Linked DNA regions of Homo sapiens: region 2 is linked to region 1. Evidence: read pairs that join two places in POLR2A ChIA-PET (ENCODE). Cell type or tissue: MCF 10A. All regions are shown on one strand. Each heading gives the region's core, and the rest is flanking DNA. Links, peaks and the distances in the headings are about the cores only. Region 1 overlaps DDAH1 (dimethylarginine dimethylaminohydrolase 1). Region 2 has its middle 18 kb from the start of BCL10.

Evidence for each region. Peaks named below come from ENCODE experiments on the same cell type or tissue, not always from the same donor. Only the 100,000 strongest peaks of a DNase experiment are listed, where the experiment ranks them.
Region 2: POLR2A ChIA-PET joins it to region 1 with 7 read pairs; 3 of 35 experiments call an interaction of 5 or more read pairs at or near these places.

Annotation. Positions count from the first base shown.
Region 1 is chr1:85,371,015-85,378,036 of GRCh38, reverse strand. All of the region lies in intron 1 of DDAH1 (dimethylarginine dimethylaminohydrolase 1), which reads left to right. Among named protein-coding and RNA genes, the nearest start is that of DDAH1, 91 kb to the left of the region's middle. In MCF 10A, for the core only: no CTCF peak of the experiment used is centred there; a DNase peak (open chromatin) is centred at 3,656.
Region 2 is chr1:85,291,272-85,298,293 of GRCh38, reverse strand. No RefSeq gene overlaps it. Among named protein-coding and RNA genes, the nearest start is that of BCL10, 18 kb to the right of the region's middle. In MCF 10A, for the core only: no CTCF peak of the experiment used is centred there; a DNase peak (open chromatin) is centred at 3,203.

The sequences.
Region 1 (7,022 bases), core at 1,038-6,037:
TATGATTGAAATAAGGAATGAAGTCCAATAAGTCACTTATAAAATATTCATGCTGAAAACTTTATTCATATGACATGTTTTATGCTCACGTTATATATACATTTGCCAAGTGTTCAGCTGTCAGAAATTAGAGATCAAATACAAAAATTTTGTTACAGTTTGTACTATATATTTTCCAATTCTTTAGGTGGGCAGCCTTCAAATATTAATGAAGAAGAAGAGAGGTTATCAATTTAGTTGGGAAGCCAAATCTTCAGTCATCAAATGGATTACTCAAAAATTTTACTGAATGTGTGTGTGTGTCTACTTGTATGGGGGTGGGGGGATGAGGGGGAGAAGGAAAGAGAAAGATGTTTTGCTTCCTAAAAGAATCTGTGAAGGAAAATCTGGCAGACATTGTAAATCACTTTGATTTTTACATTTTCCTCATCAATACCAATTGAAAAACACCTAGACCATTAACTTTGAATTGTATGGAAACGTCTAAAAATGTACCTGCCTGCCTAATATCAGAGTACCATGGTCTTCACTCTTGTTTTTCAGTGCCAGGCCACATTTATTCTGTGGCCTTTGGGTTTGGTTAGATGGCAGATGGCTCCTCATTTGATGCCATGAAATGATGAAATCCCAGCCAATATGAAAACTTTAAATGAAATCTGTTAATTTATGCTTGGAGTCTAGAAGACAATTTAAATATATATGTATATATAATTAATAATGTATTAATGATTCTAAAACTTTAAAAGTAGAAACAGCTTTCTATTCATAGTCTTAACATTGGCTTTTCATATCAAAACCATTTTTAGTTTATCAGGAATCTTGTTAAACCGTAAACAAGGGGACTTGGGTTCTAATCCTGCTTCTGCCTCTGTGGCAGGGGAGAGTCATGCCAACCTACTGGGAGTTGGTCACCTGAGCTGTATGACCACAAATGTCTCTTGTGAGTTTTACATTTCATGATTCTGTGAACTAAATATCCTGTGCTAGTTTCTTTTCATTTAATTCTCCAGTCCAGAAATTTACCACACATATATCTGCATGTAGCTTTGACATACATTAGGTGATCACTTAATATTTGGTAAAGTAACAATGTGTTTTGCTACTTCAGATGGATTGTAAAATTACTGTAATTTTGCAGCTTTTTGTATTGGGGCTATTACTTATTTGTGTTGAATCACATTATTGTTGCTTTAACACTTACTCTCGGTGGCTTTGTGCATCATTTAGAGTTGGTTTTTATGCATTCTCACTAAGGTATTTCAGCAGGGAAGCTGCAGGAAAAAAAAAAAAACACTTTATTTTGCCTAATCTTGGGAACTCAAAAAATAGACACAAATATTTTCATAATCATAAGGTAATCCAGGGAGTGAATTTCACTTTTCTCCAGCTTGATTTTGCTAAAAAAAAAAAGACCATTCTGGATACACAGACAGCTTATTCCAAACAAGTTACCCTGTGAAAAGAAAAGCTTCTCCAACTCTGCTCACTGGAAAACTGCCTGGATGGAGGCAAGCGTTTAGTACCCTGAATTTGGAGAGACCTAGACTTTCTTCTAAAGCTCTAAGATGGATATAGAATTTAAAAATTATAAGAAAATAACTGCTGTTTGATGAAAGAATTTTAAAGTTAAGACATCTGTTTCCTTTATTTGTTTTCCATTACATATTTTCAGTTAATATCTAAATGGGGGATAAACTACTCATCAGGCAGGTAGTGTAAATAGTGCACTAGTTATTTTTAAATGCCTAATTCCATACGGTATCTATTCAGCTTTACATATTTTCAGTAGTTAACACCCTAATAGGAGTGGCTTAATAAGCCATTTACAATAGAGGCAGTTAATTAGTTATGCTATTAAAAAGCAAACTTTAAAGCATTTAATCCATTGTACATTATTGTTTGCTTTGAGAGGCAAACTTAAGATTTATAAGGTTCCAATTTGAACCCCAGAATAAATGAAGGTAAGGGAAGCCAAAACTTCCCTGGTGTTGAGGAAAAACCTTTGCTTTCTCACTTCCTATGAATAGCAGTATTGTCCACCACCATTAGTACAGGGGCACCAGGGCCTTGCCATTCCATGCTTGGGCTTGTTTTTATTTTTAAGGAATGTTGGAAAATTGTGGAAATGAATGTTTTTTCTTCCCTTTTTTCCTTAATACCTCATGGATCCTGACCTTTTTCTTTAAACTGGTTTAATACGTGTTTCCCTTAAGGTTGGTCATTGACCCAAAAATGAGTTTGAGTTTCTTTTTCCATGATCTCCTCTAAAGAATTCTGTTAATAGCATACTAAACTGGATTACAAACTTACTGAATAAGTGCTTTGAATTCTGGGCAACCTTGGAATAAAGGGCACAGAAAGAGTAATACTGCATAGAATGAAACTGGGCAAGTTGGTATAAAGGAAAGGAATGCAACTGTATGGCTGATGTGATCAACACCGTCTAGTAGGTTTATTAGCAATTTAATGGAATATGGCTATTCAAGCACAATAATGGCTTCAGTTGAAATGTCTGTTCTGCTCTTTTTCCCATACACTTTGGAATGAGTAGAATGTGACAGTTGAGCTTTCAACAAGCTTCATGAATTTTAAATCCTTTTTAGTTATAAAATGGGGTACATGGCATGTAGTCAGTGTGGACAAGGAGCTGGCAGCCTCATCTAGTCTTATGGAATATCAGGTGTCTTCAAGATAATGAGGGCTCGAGTTGACCAGGTGCATTCTGGGTTTGCTCTGTATATCCACAGAGAACAGAGGGACCTCTCTCTGTGCAACATCCAATGATTATTTTGCAGTTGTAAAGTTACTTTCTCAACATTTGCTGCAAGACCAACTTGATATCATCACAGAAGAAAACCTGTACTGATGTCTCAGAACAACTTCTTTTTGGCAGCTAAATATTTTTATTTTGTTCTATCTCTGGTTGATTCATGCATATTTAGAGAAGAAACACTGTGAATTGTGATGTAGCTTTTTATCCTCAAATTTTAACACCTATCCTAATTGATCCTTGAGTATTTCTTTAAATATTTAAATGTTTTATAAAGTTCTCAAATTATATTACCACCATAAAAGTCTGTATCTCTGCTTTGGGTTAGGTCTTGAAGTACTCTAAAATTCAATACAAGGAGCTTTACTTATTTTATTTGCAGTTACCTAACAACAAAAGACTGTTTTCAGAAGATAATTTTTTTCAGAAAATCTAATTTAAAGCAATCTCAATTTAAATAGTATGAATTTATTTTTAAATTGGTTTATAATAGTACCCTGTGTTCTATTTAACTATGTTTGTGCTTATAGTATAATTTTATAACAGTATGAGCAAAAAAAAAATTCTCATAAAAATACTTAATAGGAATGTGTTGAAGTTTGTGTGATAGATTATTAACAGTAAGTGTTATCTATGCATGGGTGTTGGGATTACAAAGATTTTTAATGGTTCTATTTGACTTATCTATACTTTCTAATTTCTCTACATTAAATTTGTGGGATGGGATATGTTACCTTTTTCACTTCAAGTCCAGGGAGAGTGGGCTTTAAATAAACCTCTCAGAGAGATTAAATATATTTTTGCAGTTTGGAAACACCAAGGATAGGTGTCTGGGAGATACAGAGGATTAGCAGCTGGTGACTAACAGGTTAGGTAGGAAGCCAAGAAAGTGCTACTGTGTTGGTCATAGCTGCACTGCCAGAGTTTGTAAACAAAGGATGTGCAAGTGTTTGCATGGACTAGAAATGGGTCATGTAGGAGAAAAAGTTGGTCTGGGGCTGTTTTGAGTTCAGTCTAAAATAATAGCCCAGGGAAGTATGGGGACTCCAACAGTGAGAGCCTGGATGGAGTAGACCACAGGTGAACCAGGGGTGGATAACCCAAGCAAAAAAGACTCTGGTAATACAGCTTCCAGTGGTCCAGTCTCCCCTATCTAGAGTCACGTTAGTATTTGGATGTTTAGAGTAATGGAAAGTACGCACTGACAAGCTGTGCCCCCTGCCTTGTGAACCAGAATGAGCAATGGTTACTGGAATTGTAGGTAGTAGATGAAGTTTTAAATATTCAGGCTTTGGGGTCCCAAGTATCTCTTAACTTCTTCCACCAGTGTCACATCAACCATTTTCCACCAACCAACCACAGCTCTTTGCATTTTTGCATATTTCCTTTAAGTCTTAAGAGGTATACTTAACAGGCATACTTAAAAAAAAATAGTTGCAATCCTAGTTTTTTGTGTCTTTTAACTGCTAAATTTACCCACATTCTTTTTGTTCTTAGAGCTGTCTCTTAGTTTCTCCCTGGGTATTTATAAGGATACTGTATTAGTCTATTTTCACACTGCTATAAAGATACTACCCAAGACTGGGTAATTTATACAGGAAAGAGATTTATTTGATTCACAGTTCCGCATGACTGGGGAGGTCTCAGGCAATTTGAAATCATGGCAGAAGGCTAAGGAGAAGCAAGTATCTTCTTCACAAGGTAACAGGAAAGAGAGAGAGTGTGTGAAGGAGGAACTGTTAAACACTTATAAAACCATCAGATCTCGTGAGAACTCACTCATTGTCACGAGAAAAGCATGGGGGAAACCACCCCCATGATCCAATCATCTCCCTCCCTCAATGCTTGGAGATAACAGGTCCCTCCTTTGATATGTGGGACATGGAGATTACAATTTGAGATGAGATTTGGTTGGGAACACAGAGCCAAACCATATCAGATACTCTTTAGTTCACTGCACAGATTCTAAATGACATTGAGCACTAAAGTATGTTACATTGTGCCCTGAAGACCTGAAAGAGTTAATTTACTTTTCAAAGTTCCTGTGGTACTATCCAGGAGGAAGTGAAGCAACAAGAAAAATCTAGCTAACTATATAACGTCAATAAGAAATACTTCACTTATATATTTGCATAATACTGAAATGCATTTAGTTTTGACAGCATAAACAGAACTGTGTTCACTAGGGACTTATTTCAAGATTTGAATATCAACTTATGTAATATTAAATTTAGTTAAGATACATCAGAAAAATTTTACTAACTATACCCACTATTAAACTAATAGTGGTTTTTTGCCGACAGATTGTGTGCTTTGTTCAACTGTAGGCTTTGTACATTTCATAACACGCACATTCCTGTTCTGAAATGGAATGCACCCGATCTATAATAAATCTGCTTGAGAGACAATGGATCCTAGCCAGCTCTGCCTTGGTTCAAGGAAAAAGACAGTAAATAGGGGGCAATGACATTTATGAGAATCTAATTTCATTATACTCTGCCTCATAGGAAGAGAATCTAGATGGTGTTGAGGTTATCGTACTTTGAGTATTACTCAAAACCAGATATGAAGTACCTTCTGTGTTATATTCCTAATGGTTATTCCTCCAATGAGTGTTTTACTTAAAAATTAGTTAATATTTAGTGATAAATTAGAAGTAAAAAATAACTTTTTTAAAAGGAGAAAAAAACTATAATGGCAAGAAAAATATGGCTTACCATATTTTTTAAAGTAATTTAGGAAAGGCAAAACTCATTAGCTAGATGATAATTAGTTTTCCTTGGTAGAATATTGACCGGAATGTTTCTATTAGGAAAATACTATTGAACTGTTCCAGTCTTTTCCAGCTGAGGATGCCCAGATTTGATAATAGTGAAGAAAAATTCACTATTTTTTAACACAATGTTAGAACACGGACAGTTATCAAAACCTAGGACAATTTCTTGAAACTAGCCATTTTGTACAACTATGGTTGGAAATGAGCCTTTACTTAATATTTATAAGCATCCAAATACTCAGCTGGTGTTTTTTCACTAACATATTTTAAACAAGTTCCCAGAGAAGCAAATGTATGAACATATGACAAAGGGTGAATATTTACAAAATCATTTGCCATGCTTCAGCCTGGAATCAGAAGGCAGCTTCTCAGAATTAATTACTATGCACTCTGCTTATCCTGACTAGGGCCTTTCACAACCATCTCTAATGAAGGCTTTAATAACACACAAAAAAGCTAAGGACTAGGAAGGAAAAAAAAAGCAGCAAAATTCCCCCCCAGAAATCATCCCAGTGTTCCAAAAACCATCTTGCATATCATGCTCAAACCCAGGGCAATGTAGAACAGTCAAAAAAGCACCAACTTGTACCAGCTGTTGAGAAAGCTCCACAATTGGTGAAAAATTAGCAAATACAATATTTTTAAAAGAAATGCAGCCTTACTTATGCAGCAATCATTGAGGATATACTAATGAAGTGTTTCTCAGTTCAGATATTTAGGGGACCTACTTGAATAAGTGAATATGAATGTGTTTTAATTAGCACAGCAAACTTTCATTTAGTCCTATGGTGCTATACAGTGTGAATGTATTTTGGACTGACTGATCTGAAATGTGTTTGAAAGTTGTTCTTGCTATATAGCCTTGCCTACACTATTGATTTGCTTAATGCACTTCAGCTTGTCTCCAATTCAAGTGATCATAATTTCAAAATTGATTTCTGAAATAATAAAATCTTATGCTACTGGTATGGTTGTTTTTTGTTGTTGTTTGAGGTAGAGTATTACTGTGTTGCCCAGGCTGGAGTGCAGTGGCTATTCACAGGTGTGAACATAGTGCACTGCAGCCTCAAACTCCTGGCCTCAAAGGATCTCCCTACCTCAGCCTCCCAAGTAGTGAGGCTTCAGACATGTGCTGCTGTGCCCAGCTTTACTGCTATGTTTTATAGCATCTACAAAACTGAATTTAACAAGAAAATGTACAAGCAAGTGGCAAGAAGTAGCACTTGATGACTTCACTACCTGTTACCTCTGGAAAGTTCATTACAATCCATTTATTTGTTTCCAGACCTTTGATCTAGATGGCATTGGTGCAATCATAATGAATGTACGTTAAGTAGCTCTTCCTGCCAAAGGGGGATTTTTGCATCCATTGCTGCAAACAGCTACCAAACTTCGCAACAGTAATGAATGAGCAATGTCTCCTGGAGTCTTTTTGTTAGAATAGTATTGTTAATATTAATGGACAAGGCAAGTTTC
Region 2 (7,022 bases), core at 1,291-6,290, 80 kb after region 1:
TTTCCTTTTCAACTGTTTAAGGGATGCAACCTGCTTCTCTTTTGTTCTTACACAGACGCATTCTATGGGCAGCTTCCGTATCTTTGGACCTCAGTGTCATTAAGTATCACATGGCCTCACAACAATAAATGGAAAACCTAATCCTCGTGTATGTGTTTTTAAAAGTCCGTTCCATTTAAATGAGTCATACCATTAAGTCAACACACAGTTTCGCTTTAAACCCTAAGTCACTTACATAAATCCCCAGGGGTTCACTGTGACCCTGTGTAAGGCTTCTTCCTTTTCTGTAAACTTTCGTTCTTGGATTACACATTTCCAGGGATGACTGCCAACTCCTTCTTTTGCCTTCAGTCCTCTGAGAGTGTGTGTGCGTGTGTGTGTGTATTTTATGTCTGCATCCTGGTCCTCCAAATAAAAGCCACCTTTCCTGTTTTCTCAGCGACTTGAATCAATTCCAGTTTTCCATTTTCCCATTAGTGTTTGGTGTGTGTGCTTTGCTGGATTGGTCAAAGAAGCTCCCCACTCTGCAGAATTTTTGAAGGCTCCTAAGGTAGAGAGCATTACATTGGAAAGAAATGGAGCTTTCTGATTCTTCAGAGACTCAGCCTTCTCCTCTGAGGACCCAGCTGCTGGTCAGGTGTTTAGGAGAACCCAGCAGGCAGTCTATGCTTCCATGGTCTTCCCAATAACACTTTATGCTTCCTTCTACTAAGTACAACCATCTATATTTTAATGACTTGTCTTTCTCCTTCCCTGCTCTGTGAATTTCTCCAAGGCAAAAACTCTGTCCTAGCCAGTTATGATGGCTCACGCCTATAATCCGAGCTACTCAAGAGGCCAATCACTTGAGGCCAGGTGTTCAAAACCAGCCTTGGCAACATAGTGGGGCCCTCATCTCAAAAAAAGAAAAGAGAAAAAAAGGCCTGTGTTCTATTCTTCTTTTGATCCATTTCAGTTAGCTCCTGACTCTTAGTGCCAGCTCAGTTAGTATTTGAGAAAAGGTAAAGGAAAAGAAAGAAGCAAGGGAGGCCAGAAGGGAGACAGGTTCCAGCACCCTTGAATATGCTGGCACTCCCTCTAGAAAGCTGCTCCTACATGTTTCTCTGTGGTCGGCTCCTCCTCTCTCTCTCATTCCTATGTCCATTCAGCATCACCCCCTCAGAATGTCCTTTCCTGACATCCTTCTTAAAGAAGCCACCACACAGTCATTCTCTATTTTACTTTCCTGTTTTATTTACTTCATAGCTGTTTGTGATCTGAAATTATTTAACTGTATGTTTATTTATTGTCTGACTCCCTCCACTATGATGTAAGCTCCATGAGGTACAATAGTTTTAGGATCTTAAATAGTGCCTAGCACATGATAAGTGCCTAACAAGAGTCAATTGAGGCTGGGTGCAGTGGCTCACTCCTGTAGTCCCAGCACTTTGGGAGACCAAGGCCAGTGGATCACCTGAGAACAGGAGTTTGAGATGAGCCTGACCAACATGGTGAAACCCCATCTCTACTAAAAATACAAAATTAGCCGGGCATGGTGTTGGGTGCCTGTAATCCCAGCTACTTGGGAGGCTGAGGCGGGAGAATCGCTTGAATCCAGGAGGTGGAGGTTGCAGTGAGCTGAGATCATGCCACTGCACTGCAGCCTGGGCAACAAGAGTGAAACTCAGTCTCCAAAAAAAAAAGGCCGGGCACGATGGCTTATGCCTGTAATCCCAGCACTTTGGGAGGCTGAGGCAGGTGGATCACCTGAGGTCGGGAGTTCGAGACCAGCCTGACCAACATGGAGAAACCCTGTCTCTACTAAAAATACAAAATTAGCTGGGCATGGTGGTGCATGCCTGTAATCCCAGCTACTTGGGAGGCTGAGGCAGGAGAATTGCTTGAACCCGGGAGGTGGAGGTTGCAGTTAGCTGAGATCACACCATTGCACTCCAGCCTGGGCAACAAGAACGAAACTCCATCTCAAAAAAAAAAAAAAAAAAGAGTCCATTGAATGAATAAACAGAGAAAGAGAGAAAGGTAGGCAGGCTCTCCTCTCCCTTTTGCCCACTTGAATTGACACCTTAAAATGTAGACCACCACAGACAAAAAAGAAGCTGTTCTTCTGTCCTTTGCTGACCTGTCTACCTGGCTCTTTAACATGGACTGCAGGGCCCAGAAGACATCTTTACTGGGAGAACAGTTCAAGATACAAAAGAACACCGTCAGGAAAGTGGTGATGCTCACGTGCAGAGCCCTTCTAGAAATGGTTCCAGCCACACCACCTGTGTTCACTGTACAGACTGAGCTTCTGAAAGGATGGCAGGGAACATACGTTTCACAGACACCCACAGGTATTTAAGCAGAGGTGAGGGCTACTGTTGATATGTCATGGCACCTGGAAACACGTGGCACTACAAGACCTCAGGAGAGAGCCAGACTTGGCCAGCCAGGGGCCAGGGGCTGCCGCGCTGCTGCTCTGCCAGCTGCACTGTCCTCATCTCTCCTCTGTGCATCCATTTCCTGCTCTCTCACTGCAGATCTGTGCACAGGAGCCAAACATGCTGCTCAAGAACCTCAGAGGCCCATTTCCCAATTCCACAAGGGAAAACCTGGTGAGTCCAGCTTGGGTCCAGTGTCTACATCTTGTCCACTCAACTATGAAGGGAAGAGGGTCACACTGTATAGGTGTGGCAGCTGATACAGGGTTCAGAAAAAGGGGTATGTAGTTGGGGATCACCCCAAAAACATTTACCATCTTTACCTTAGTCAACAGATGGTGTGCTCAGACTCCAATATCTGAGAAGCAGTTTATTATCATTGCCCTTTAAATGTCCAGATGTTTTCCATTTGTCTTTTCTGTCATTAGCCCACAATCACCTGGCAGTGGAAGCATAAAATATAAGAGGCTGCCCTCTGAAATATTTGCTGGGTCACTAAGGGCATTAAACACTTGTTTCCAGTGTTAGGGAAGCTAAAACAGAGGTCGTGGGTCAATGACAGAGCAATGTTTTAATGTCTACATTGGCCTAAGGAAGCCAAATGCTGCAGAAATCCTGTGGGCAGCTTTCCATCTTCCTCTTTCATCGATGTCAGGGCCTGAGAAAACTCTTGGAATGTATCCACTTAAGTCCAACCACTTTAACAAAACAAGATAGAGTATATTCTGAATGCAACCCAAACACACCTCTCTGTGGGTAATTATGAAGCCAGCTCAAGCAGCCTTATGCCTCCTGCGATGACTATTTCTGACTCATTCCATTGGTTTTCTGACTTTATAGCCCAGGTGTATGTGTTATAAGGTGACACTAGGTGAGATCATACCCTGTTTTTTTTAATACTTGGTAATTTTCAACCGAATTTATGTTTAAGAAACTGTTCCTTTGGGAGGCCAAGGCGGGCAGATCATGAGGTCAGGAGATAGAGACCATCCTGGCTAACATGGTGAAACCCCATCTCTACTAAAAATACAAAAAATTAGCCAGGCTTAGTGGCAGGCACCTGTAGTCCCAGCTACTGGGGAGGCTGAGGCAGGAAAATGGCGTGAACCCGGGAGGCGGAGCTTGCAGTGAGCCGAGATCGTGCCACTGCACTCCAGCCTGGGTGACAGAGCTTGACTCCGTCTCAAAAAAAAAAAGAAACTGTTCCTCTGTTGAGGGAATCCTGTTGATGGACTGGAAGAGAGATGGGAGGAAGATGGGCATAAAATAATGTGGCTTCAAAGAGAGATGTGGCTCTGCACATTAAAGTAAGAAATTGGTTTAGCTATGGACAGAGACACATTTCCAAAGATGATGTCTCCTTTGGAGACATATTCCTACCTGAAGAATATGAGAATATGTGACCCAATGTGTCCACCACTGCCTTGACTTATTGAGAGGTTTGGGGCCAGTTCTGTCTGGTCCCATCTTGCCCGGGTACTATTCCATGAAGACCCTCTAGGAGACCAAGTCTTCAATCCTGGGGCTTCTAAGTGCCCTGGACCGTTGGAAGCAGGGACTTTTCACGTGGTGTGTGAGGGGCAGAGGGCTGAACAAAGCCCTAGGGAACAGGTGGTTGTCTTTGGGCCTTGCTAGTCATCACTGTGACTGCAGGCCATGAGCAATGTTCACCACAGGCAAATGAGACATCTAATCTAGGTCCTCAGGACCAGTGGGGGTCTCCAGGAGTATAGAGCTTATGGGCTACAGTCCATAGAGGACAACTATCTCTCCTTCTGCCCTTGGGGTCCTTAGCATCTCCCTATCCCCCAGTCTGTGGACTCCTTAGTCTGGAGAGCAAAGCTTTCTTTGCAATTTTGCAGTTATGCAGCAGGCTGTTTCTGTCTTATACCTGCACTGGTGACTTTTGAACTTAAACACTATAAATTTGGCTAATTCTCTGCTTCAAGAGCGACATCCTTCCCCTAAAGCAATGATAACTCATATCGAGTTTTCTGGGCTGGGAGGAAGATCATTAGAGTGCAAGTGAAGAAAATCAGAGAGCACAAAGCTGGAAGAGGTGTGCAGGCTGCGGGTGGGTAAGAACACAGAGTGAATTATTTAAAACATTAACCCACTTCATATATAGGATCAGGTATTGCGCCTGTATATAAGCCTTGTTATTGTGGAGTTGTGTGTTCTCGTTCACATGATTCCTTGCTGGGCTACAGGACAGACATGTGGACCTCACATGGAGGAGAAAGCAGGAAAAGTAGCTGGACTTGGCTTGGTTCAGCAGAGTCTGGGCTGAACTGTGGACGTCCTGCTGCAGAGTTGAGTGGGGAACCTGGATCTTGGGATATGTACCAGGGTGGGACAATTCTGAGGATGTTCTATACCAGCTCTGTCCACTAGGAATATGCTGAGAGTCACATATGTAATTTCACATTTTCTAGTAGCCACAGTTTTAAAAAGCAAAATGAAACAGGTGAAATTAATTTTAATATTAATACATTTGTTGAACCTTGTCTACCTAAAATATTATATCAATGTGGTAATCAATATAAAAAATAATCAATAAGATGTTTTACATTATATATATAATTTCTAACAGTATATATATATATATATATATATATATATATATATATATATATATATATATATACTGTTAGAAATCCAATGTGTATTTTACATTTGGAGTGCAACTCAATTCTTACTAGCTATATTTCAAATGCTCAGGGGTCACAAGTGGCTAGTGGCTACCATCTTATAGGTCAGGGAAGCTCTATACTATTTCTCACAGGTTCCCAGTGGGATTGAGCCCCAGTTGCCCACAGTGGTAATCTTCTGATTGACGTCTCCTATCTAGATTTCCTTTCCTTCCCTGAAGGCCTCCATTCCCTTGCCAATGCTTCCTGGGATCATCCTTCAAGTGAACCACTTGCTGTTCACTCCTTCCCTCCAAGTCAGCTTCTGGGAAATCCAACCTAAGATATGATGTTCTAAGCCCATAAGCACTAAGGATAGCCACATCTTCTGTTAGTTAACTTCTTCTCACTGTTGAACTTTCTATTATTTTTACATGGAGTAAATACTTGCTAAAAGTTACAGCAGGGTGTATTCTACGTTATGACAACCTAGGGGGTCTTCCCATTCTGGGGCCTGAATAGCAGAGAACAATGTCCACTTCCCTCAGGCCAAAGTGGTGGGAGCAGTAGCAGTGCCCAAGGAGATAGCTGTGCTTAGCAGCGGGGTGACCTCTCAAGTGTCACCAACAGCAATGTGCCTGGGCATCAAGGAGCCTGGGGCAGCAGAACACAAAGGACTCATCTTGCTTTCACTTAAGATGGCCCTGGGGACCCTCGGATAGGCCAGAGGACAGTCTCCAATCACCAGACCAAGAGGAGGAAGTACCAGCTACCACAATTTTATATTTAAAAGGAAATTTAAATTTTTGTAGGTATAGATGGTAAGGTCGGGACACCCTGGTCACAAGTGAATTAATTCTCTTTTTTGTTTTGTTTTGTTTTTTGAGACAGAGTCTCGCTCTGTTGCCCAGGCTGGAGTGCAGTGGTGCAATCTCCACTCACTGCAATCTTTGCATCCTGTGTTCAAGTGAGTCTCGTGCCTCAGCCTCCCGAGTAGCTGGGACTATAGGTGCACACCATCACATCTGGCTAATTTTTTTGTATTTTTTTGCTGAGACAGAGTTTCACCATGTTGGCCAGGCTGGTCTCGAACTCCTGGCCTCAAGTGATCCATCCACCCACCTCGACCTCCCAAAGTGCTGGGATTACAGGCGTGAGCCACTCTGCCCAGCCACAAGTGAATTAATTATCAATCTGCTGTTTCAGTCAGGATGACTTCAGAGAATCCTCTGTCCATGCCTCTGAGAACAACAAAGAAAAACAATGACCAGTTGAGATGCAGATCAGCTCTGGCACTGTTCATAAATTCTCCTAGAAGAAGTGCTTTCCAAGGAGTGGGAACATGACTTATAGTGATGCCAAACAACACCTGACACATAACACAGCCCTGTGGGGGTGTGGAGCAAAGAAGAAAGAGCAGTTTCATGTCAGCAAGCACTAAAATATTTCTAGAAGAAACCTGACCCCTAAATGTCTACGTCTACATATATTAACAAAATATTCTGTGACTTATTTATCCAATGAAACTGGAAATTTCCTTCCTGCTCATTTGTATTTTGTCTCCATTTCTCTTATGCAAAATGGAATACCCTTTTGAGAATCTAGATGATTATTGCCGGGCACATTTTCACTGGAGCCAACATCTCACCAAATAAAGGCCAATATATTTCAACCTCCATCAGCCAACATAATAAATGAACAAAATATTATACAGAAGATGAGTCTAACCTTGTGGCCTTATTTCCTTACCTCCCAAAACCATATGCCTCATCATCTTTTCCAAAAAGTGAATTTAAAATAACAATAATAATAACATTTCATTTTGGCTTCCTTCCACAACACACTCTACTGAAATTACTCTCTCTAAAGTCACCAGCAACTCCCTATGCTAACATCAGGGGTCTTCTCTCAGTTCTCTTCCTACTTGAATTTTCTGCAGCACGCAACATATTGAACAATCTTTTTTTTTGTT